2 separate regions of the Homo sapiens genome follow, and region 2 is linked to region 1. The links are chromatin contacts, found by Hi-C or POLR2A ChIA-PET in ENCODE. All regions are on one chromosome and are shown on one strand. Each heading gives the region's core, a stretch centred on a gene start or an enhancer-like site at or near the end of the contact. The rest is flanking DNA. Distances are from core to core; before and after follow the strand shown. Region 1 overlaps USP54 (ubiquitin specific peptidase 54). Region 2 overlaps USP54 (ubiquitin specific peptidase 54).

Region 1 (4,471 bases), core at 787-3,286:
TGTAGTCATGTTTTACATTAGATCCCTAGACTTGTTTATCCTACATATCTGAAAAATACAGAAATCTTCACAAATTTTTGTGCCACCTTTGAGCAGGAGCCATGCTAATCTTCTCTGTATTGTTCCAATTTTAGTATATGTGCTACCAAAGCAAGCACTAAACAATTATTTCATTATCCTTAGCAAACTAAGACAGGAACAGAAAACCAAATACAGCATATTGTCACTTATAAGTGGGAGCTACATGGTGAGGACACATGAACACACAGAGGGGAACAACAGACACAGGCCTATCGGAGGGTGGAGGGTGGGAGGAAAGAAAGGATCAGGAAAAATAATTAGTGAGTACTAGCTTAATATGTGGGTAACAAAATAATCTGTACAATGAACTCCTATGACACAAGTTTATCCTAACAAACCTGCACATATGCCCCCTGAACCTAATTTTTTAAAATTATTTTATACATGATAACTGTATTTCAAATAGAAAGTTCTCTCTCCTTTCTCAAGTGCCTCTGTTCTTCCAGCAGAGGGTGCTGTTGTTATAGGAAGTTGAAAGAGCACATAGAGATAATAGCAAAGGCCATCCCTCCACTTGTCTCAGCCATGCCTGAAAGCCCCAAGTAGGTGGCTCACATTGCTGCAAGAGACAATGTTGCTGTTCAAAGGCCAAACAATACCTGTAGACATTTGAGCTCTCAGGCAGGGCTGCATCCAGGCTGACAGGGCTGCTGCTGTTCCTCTCACTGCTTTCATAGCCAGATTCCATTCGCTGGATTAGTCGGGGGTGCTGCTCTAAAAGGTGAGAGCCTGGCCGTGCTGGGCCCCAGCGCTTGTACTGGGGGCTTGGTCCACCAAATTTAATGTCGTAAGAAGGTGGCTTGCTTGGTTCATCTGGTATAAATTCTTTAGCTATCCCAATCAAAAGACAGGTATGGAAAATGAGGTAGATTTAGCATTTGCCTAAAATCAAGACCTAACTAGCTCCTCCCTCTAGCTACTTATTCACTGAACTCATATCCCTAAAACACCCGACATCAGAGTAAAAGTGCCCCTTGCCAGATGTACCAAAAAACCCAGGTTTTAAAAAGACATAAATCAACTTTATTCAAAAGCCCAATTCTTCCCTAATTATCTCCTCACCTGAATCCTCAGAAAAGGGGCTAAGCTGGGTATAGCCACAGTGCTTCCTTTTGTCCTTACTAAAGATACTGTCAATATTCAGAGATTCTCGTTTGGGTCTCCATGTGGGACGATACTTGCTGGAAGAACTGGATTTTGACTCACTGCTGGTACTCTCTATTTCCCAGTCACGAGAGTGTAAAGGCAGGGTCCTAGGAGGTTTTTTGTCAGGCTGGTCTCCTCCTCTGCCCCTGCAGTGAGAGCCTACATTGGTCTGAGAAGCCAGGGATGGTCTGTTATGGATCATATTGCTGACTGTCTCTTTAAAATCTCTCAGCCTGTTGGTGCTGCTGGATGGTTTGGAGGCATTTCTAGGAGCCTGCTTCTCTTTCAGTGTTTCTCCTAAAAACACAAAGAATGAAAGAAATATAGATGTTTAAAGTGATCATGGATACTAGACCCCAATGTCGAAAAAGCAAAGAAAAGCCCTCTGAACAGAAAGGAGAAGCCAACAGTCTGGAGCATGACAGAAGTTTGATAGAGTGAATGAAGGAGAAAGAGAAGCAGTGCAGAAGGGCTTGCCTTCACTGTGGTATCCCGAGGCCTGGGGCTCATCGCCTTTCCTCCTAACCCGACCAGAGCTCCTCTTGCGCTCTATCAGTGACCCTTTCTTGGATGTGTGTTTCTGATTACATTCACTATCAGTCAGGTGTCCTGAAAAAACAAGGAAATTGGGGTAAGCTGGTATCTGAGACTAACCTCCACCCTCCTGAGAACCTACCTAATCTCCCTTTGGGAGTGCCACAAATTTAGAGTACCCATGGAACAGAAGCTGTAGGGCATAGGCTATCTGATTTCAGTGTAGGAACCTCCCAGTAGATAAATGCAGAGAAGGGCCAGGTGCAGTGACTCACACCTATAATTGCAGCACTTTGGGAGGCTAAGGCGGGCAGATCACTTGAGGCCAGGAGTTCGAGACCAGACTGACCAACATGGCAAAACCCTGTCTCTACTAAAAATACAAAAATTAGTCCGGCATGGTGGCATGTGCCTGTAGTCCCAGCTACTGAGAGGCTAAGGCATTAGAATCACTTGAACCCAGGAGGTTGCAGTGAGCCGAGATCACGCCACTGCACTCCAGCCTGGACGACAGAGCAAGACTGTCTCAAAAAAAAAAAAAAAAGATAAATGCAGAGAAGCTGGGAGCATCCAAATTTACAATGTCTCCTGAGCAATGACCAATCTCAATCCCACTCCTAATCTTCCCCAGTGACCCAGAAGGACTAATGACATGTTTCTAGGTAACTTTTTAAAGGCAAAAGTTTTAAAGATTATATAAAAATGTCAGGTAGCCATATACTTTCACTCTCATAAATTGAAGACAGAGTTTTCCTTTTATTTATTTAGCAACACATATCAAATAAAGTCTGATTTTCAGTACATCTGGTATTATCCTGGATACTCCAGACTTTGCCCACAAGAGGTCTGATTTTATATGGCTTTAAGACCCAGTTCCAAGCTTTCCTTAATTGTGGATCATTTAAAGGGCATTTCAACTTTGATTCTCATTCCTATCCCCAACCCATCTTCACGAAACTTGGCTCCATCCAGAGATTACACTTCATAGTTCCTTAATACTAATCACTGGGAAAACCAGGAGAGCTGGGCTCTTTTATGTAACTTGCCCTGCTTCATGCCCATAGTATGCAAATACATGAGCATGATTTGATGACAGCAAAAGTCAGATTCTAAAGGATATAAGCAACTAAATTGCTAGAAGCCAGAGATGAATTAAGCAGGTAAATTAAGTTTGAAGATATGCTTAGAAAAAAAAAACCTAGGTCAAATGCATGGAGAGCTAACAAAAATTTGTTTTCACATGATAGCATATGAGAATCCTTATGCATATTCAAGTATCACCAGTGTAGTGATATGGATACATATTTTCAATCAGTTGCCCCTTGGAATCTTGTATTGCTTTTATTTGGTCGTTTGCTACCTCTGTGCCCACAAGAAAGATTTAAGAGAGGAGGAAATAACTTGGAACAACTAAGTCTTTTTTTTTTTTTGAGACGGAGTCTCGCTCTGTCACCCAGGCTGGAGTGCAGTGGTGCGATCTCAACTCACTGCAAGCTCCGCCTTCCGGGTTCACGCCATTCTCCTGCCTCAGCCTCCTGAGTAGCTGGGACTACAGACGCCTGCCACCACACCCAGCTAACTTTTTGTATTTTTTTTAGTAGAGACGGGGTTTCACCATGTTAGCCAGGATGGTCTCGATCTCCTGACCTCGTGATCCACCCACCTCGGCCTCCCAAAGTGCTGGGATTACAGGCGTGAGCCACTGTGCCCGGCCGCAACTAAGTCTTACAAATGTTAAACCAATGGGCATGTTCAAACCATTAACACAAATCTGCCTCTACTGGAAAATATGCTTAGTTTATCCTGTGGCTTGGCTTCTCTCTGGTTCACAGCTTCAAAAAGTGGGTCTAAAAAACTCACACCTGACACAATCAATGCAGTAGTCATCAAAAGAAAGCCAGCACAAGTCTGACAAAACCTCTAGGTCCAACTACCAATTTACAAGAAATATAGGACACAGAAACGTGTTAAAGTATACCATAGGAATAAAATCAGCAAAATTCAGAATGTGGGAAATCTACAGGACAAAATACCTAGTTCTAGCAATAAATTGCAAGGAAAAAAAATAGAGGAAAAAACAGTAGATTAAAAGAAATGCAAAGGACTTATCAACTCATCAGAATGCATAGACCTCATTTAGATGCTGAGTCAAACACATAAACCATGAAAATATTATGATACTTATAAGTGGATATGTGAACACTCATTGGTTACCTATCAGTTTTAAGGAATCATCATTATTATTTTTAAGTGTTACAATGCTGGGCTGGGCACGGTGGCTCACGCCTGTAATCCCAGCACTTTGGGAGGCCGAGGTGGGTGGATCACGAGGTCAGGAGATCGAGACCATCCTGGCTAACACGGTGAAACCCCGTCTCTACTAAAAATACAAAAAATTAGCCAGGCGTGGTGGCGGGCGCCTGTGGTCCCAGCTACTCGGGAGGCTGAGGCAGGAGAATGGCATGAACCTGGGAGGTGGAGATTGCAGTGAGCCAAGATCGTGCCACTGCACTCCAGCCTGGGCGACAGAGCGACTCCAACTCAAAAAAAAAAAGGTGTTATAATGCTATGTTTAAAAAGTGATTTCTTATGTTTGAGCAAACATAAGATATATTTATGGAAAATGTGATATAATGCCTGGGATGTGCTTCAAAATAATCCAGGAGTGGGTAAAGGTACAGGTAAAACTAGACTGGCCATGAGTTATAAT
Region 2 (4,471 bases), core at 848-3,347, 45 kb after region 1:
GCTCAAAGAGAGGAGATAAGTTGGACAAAGACTAGACTCCATTCAATATGTGGGCCAAAAGCCTGAATATTAAGAGACGAGATTAACATACCTGAAAGTCTTTGACTTGTGGAAAGAATTTTGCTTCTATACTAGAGAAAAGCAACTAGGATAACACACCTTACTCCCGAAAGGAGAAACAGAAAACAGGCCAGACACCTGTAATCCCAGCACCTTGGGAGGCTGAGGCAGGCGGATCACTTGAGGCTAGGAGTTCAAGACCAGCCTGCCCAACATAGTAAAACCCTGTCTCCACTAAAAATACAAAAATTAGCCGGGTGTGGTGATGCACACCTATAATTCCACCTACTTGGGTGGCTGAGGCATGAGAATTGCTTGAACCCAAGAGGCAGAGGTTGCAGTGAGCCGAGATCGCTCATGGTCCCAGCTACTCAGGAGACTGAGGCAGTAGGATCACCTGAGCCCTGGAGGTCAAGGCTGCAGGAGCTGTGATTGGGCCACTATACTCCAGCCTGGGCAATAGAGTGAGACTGTCCAAAAAAAAAAAAAAGAAAGAAAAGAAAAGAAAAGAAAAATAGGAACCTGTAGAGACTGTTCAGGAAAAAAAGTTGATAAATAGAAAGATAGGCCAGGCACGGTGGTTCATGCCTGTAATCCCAGCACTTTGGGAGGCCAAGGCAGGTGGATCACAAGGTCAGGAGTTCGAGACCAGCCTGGCCAATATGGTGAAACCCCGTCTCTACTAAAAACACACAAATTAGCTGGGCATGGTGGTGGGCGCCTGTAGTCCCAGCTACTCGGGAGGCTGAGGCAAGAGAATCACTTGAACCTGGGAGGCGGAGGTTGCAGTGAGCCGAGATTGCGCCACTGCACTCCAGCCTGGGCGACAGAGCAAGACTCTGTCTGAAAGATCACCTGGTCCATTTACCTCCCTTTAGGCATGTAAATAATAGTAGTTACAGTTATTATTATTTCTCTTATCATTATTAATCCCTCTTTTTTACAAATGAGGTAATTGAGATTCAAAGAGATAAAGTGACTTGCCAAAGATCACACAGATAAATGTAAAAATTATCTCAGGTTACTAACCTCAAACAGAGACTATCAAACATTTTATTTAAAAAGAGTTATCAGAAATACAGCATCAGCAATTAAAAGTCAAAGTTCACCAAAAATAAAGAAATGACCCTTACCTGCAGGGCACTGTTGAGGAAGCAGCTGTTTTGCCCTGGCTCATTGCTGAGGCCTTTGCTGGGGGCTATGGAGGTTGAGCTTCGAGGTGCAAACATCCCTTGTACACTACCACGACCCCCTGAAAAATAATTTCTCTTCCAAGACATTATTGTTCACATTTAGCCTGAAAAAAAAATGGAGAAGGATTTGTGCCTTTTTGGCAGGAATTTCTGTCTGCTAAAGTTCTAAAAGGAAAGGGAATCCAGAATTTAGTGAATTTATTTTGGAAGATTTTGACTTTACCACCTTCCAAATATCATCTGTGTAGTCAAGGGACTCAGGTATCCTCCTAGATCAAGATGACAGAGCCCTCCCTCACTTGTTCCAAACAATCTCCAAAATGTAACATGGCACAGGACTAATGCAAACAGAGAAATCCTTAAGTATTGCTTCCTTCTATTTTTCTTGAACAGCCTCCATAAAGTCCTGGTGAAGTGGATGTAATTCTCAACTCCAACAGCATCCAGGATCAGGGTAAGATGTGTTCTTCAGGCTTGTTGATAATGCTTCTTATGGACTGAAGATTTTTCCAACTGGAAGGAGAGGCAGACAGAGAAGCAAGAATCCAACATGATCCTCCTCACCCTCTATTGCCTTGTCTCATCATCCTCTGAAGCAAAAACTCAAATTCTGAGCAACTGCAAAAGGTTCCACAAAGCCAAGAAGAAGCCTGTTTGAATCATCTGAGGTTTTTGTTGATGTTCTTGCTGCTTCTTTTTAATGTGCCCCAAACTTCTATTGTCCCATCCAGATCTTCAGCAAGTCTCTCCTCTTTCTTCTGGGACTAGAATAGCCAGCTGTGTCAGAGAGCTTTAACAGAAATAAAAAAAATCAAAAGCTTGCGTCACTTAATGACTCTACTGGCTTTGGACTGTTCTGCCAAGATCAACGTTGCCTCACTTCTCACTATAAACTTGAAACCTTGGCAAACAATGCCAAAAAAAAAGAAAAAAAGAAAAAAAAAAAAAAGAGAGAGACACCCAAACTAAAGAGAAGGAAAAAAAGGTATGAACAGCTTTACTTTCAGGGGAAAATTCTCTGAAATTTTCTTGAAGCAGAAGAAAGTTGATCTGGATAGAAATAAAAACAAAATACAAACTTTCCAGTATCAGGCTAACACAAAACAAATCACCAAGTAAGCACACACAAACTAGGAACTGAAAGTTCCTTTTGGACATTGTGAATAAAGCACTTTTTAAAAGGTGTTTTCCATGAATATGCTTATGAAAACGTGCTTAAAGGTGGGAAGGCCATGTTAGCAGTCTAAGATCTGTTCTGAGTAAAGATGTTCCATCCAGAGAAACACTGATGGCGAGTAAACCACATGTCCTTAACATGCAGTCCAAGAGAACTAAATCTTCTCCTGCCCTGTTTGTTTGTTTGTTTCATTTTTGCCAGAGGATCAGAGAGATAATTTGGGTTACAAATCATTTAATCTCCAGATTATATCCAAGGGCTCACAATCAGAGGCAATCCATTGACCAACTTTAGTTTTCAACTAATTAAAATGCCAGTGAGGCAACAGAGAGTAATACCAAAGCAAGTATGTTCCCTGGAAGGAAATCACCACATCTCCAGCTTTAAGTTTTCCTATAAGGCTGCCATGTCCATCTACATAAGGAAAAATTTTTAAATGTTAAGTGTTAAATTTGCCAACATCAACAATTCCTCATTCTCCCTTCCTTCTCACCATCATATGCACCATCTAAAAACACAAAAATGCTTTAACATCTTAATCATTCTCTGGGAGATCACCTAGCATTGTCTACAGCATGTCCAATGGAAAAACTGAGGTACAGGAATATTAAATGGTTGCATAAGACTGTTCTTTCCCTTCTGTAAATTCCCAGACTATTTATAATCTACATGTCCCAATTAAAGTATTTGATTATACAGCCTACTGTCACATTATTCTCTATTTTTATTACTCTCTGTTTTATATCGTATCCGTCATAATATGACTACATGAAATGAAATAGTAGCTACAGTCAGGTATGTGCTAAACACGATACTTATGTCCTTTATTTAATATTCACAACAGTCCTATCAGATAGCTATTAATAGTTCCATTTTACAGAAAAGTAAAGAGAGGCTTAAAGACATTAACTTGCCCAATTCAACACTGGTAAGTGGCAGATCTAGAAATGTTTGACTATTAAACAATGACTTAATTATATATTTTATTATTCTATTCCAAAAGCTCCTATTACAGTGCCAGTCATAAGAAGGCAGTCAATAAATACTGCCTGATGATTAACATGACACTAGAAAAGAACCCATATCTCCCACACAGACTATAAGACCCTCACCTTTCTACACACACCCTCATACACACCCCACTCAAGGCCACTAAGCAACTTCCAACAAGCCATGCAGCATTCCTTCAGCTCAACTGCTGCAAAGGAATGACAAGTACCAAGCCTCCACTTTGCTCACAGCCAAAAGGACTTGGCAGGCAGGTGGGGTTTCCAATATCCACATTAGGAGCTAACTGAAACTCAGCCTGCCCTATGACACACACTCCTGAGTACAGGGAGCAAAAGGAGAAAAACGCAGTAGCAGAGAAAAGATTCTCAGGCTCTGAATGGCAGTATTATGTAGGGTAAAGCAGTAAGTTCTCAGACCTGTTCTAGATGTGTCACCAACTAGAAGTGAGAGCATAAAGGACCAGACAAGAGAGGCAGTAACAAGTGGTCCAGAGAAATACTAACACCAAAAACATTTCACTTAAATTGTAGATATAGCATTAAACAATGTAATCCTTCTCCAATACCATTTACTGAAGATATGTGAGGAGGGGAATTATAGTTTTATCTGTATGGCTCTCACTACCTAGTTTTGTTTTTTGGGTTTTGTTTTGTTTTGTTTTGTTTTGTTTCTGAGGCAGAATCTCACTGTCACCCAGGCTGGAGTGCAGTCGCGCAATATTGGCTCACTGCAGCCTCCGCCTCTTAGGTTCAAGCAATCCTCCTGCCTCAGCCTCCCGAGTAGCTGGGATTACAGGCATGTGCCACTATGCCTGGCTAATTTTTGTATTTTTAGTAGAGACGGGATTTCACCAGGGGCTGGTCTCAAACCCCTGACTTCAGGTGATCCACCTGCCTTGACTTCCCAAATGCTGGGATTACAGGCATGAGCCACCGCACCCAGCCAGTCAATTGATTTTTGATGAAAGTACCAAGGCCATTTAATTGAGAAATGACAGTCTTTTCAACAAATGATGTTGGAACAATTGGGA

Evidence for each region. A loop is a pair of places that touch in the nucleus more often than their neighbours do. ChIA-PET counts read pairs that join two places held with the same protein, here RNA polymerase II (POLR2A). Pooled maps may share reads with other maps.
Region 2: a loop to region 1 is called in a map of gastrocnemius medialis, with 3 times the contacts of the local background. The contact joins two enhancer-like sites. A Hi-C loop is called at or near these places in 8 of 168 maps with a recorded cell type or tissue (CD4-positive, alpha-beta T cell, Caco-2, Calu3 and 5 more), 1 of 37 single-sample maps with no recorded cell type and 7 of 50 pooled maps. POLR2A ChIA-PET finds 5 or more read pairs at or near these places in 8 of 52 experiments (A549, AG04450, CD8-positive, alpha-beta T cell and 5 more).

The regions. Positions count from the first base shown.
Region 1 is chr10:73,529,000-73,533,470 of GRCh38, forward strand. USP54 (ubiquitin specific peptidase 54) reads right to left here. Exons shown (of 24, transcript NM_001391956.1): 13 at 1,705-1,836; 14 at 1,144-1,524; 15 at 681-912. It also overlaps the pseudogene RNU6-883P. Among named protein-coding and RNA genes, the nearest start is that of PPP3CB, 35 kb to the left of the region's middle. RefSeq lists an enhancer at 432-726 and a silencer at 583-682. Within about 2 kb of position 2,037, at least 2 of the 41 ENCODE cell types and tissues checked have a DNase peak (open chromatin) inside an H3K27ac peak, as active enhancers do; they include gastrocnemius medialis, where a contact is called at or near this core.
Region 2 is chr10:73,574,319-73,578,789 of GRCh38, forward strand. It overlaps USP54 (ubiquitin specific peptidase 54), which reads right to left. Exons shown (of 24, transcript NM_001391956.1): 2 at 1,480-2,043; 3 at 1,194-1,357. The coding sequence starts at 1,340. Among named protein-coding and RNA genes, the nearest start is that of USP54, 15 kb to the right of the region's middle. Within about 2 kb of position 2,098, at least 19 of the 41 ENCODE cell types and tissues checked have a DNase peak (open chromatin) inside an H3K27ac peak, as active enhancers do; they include gastrocnemius medialis, where a contact is called at or near this core.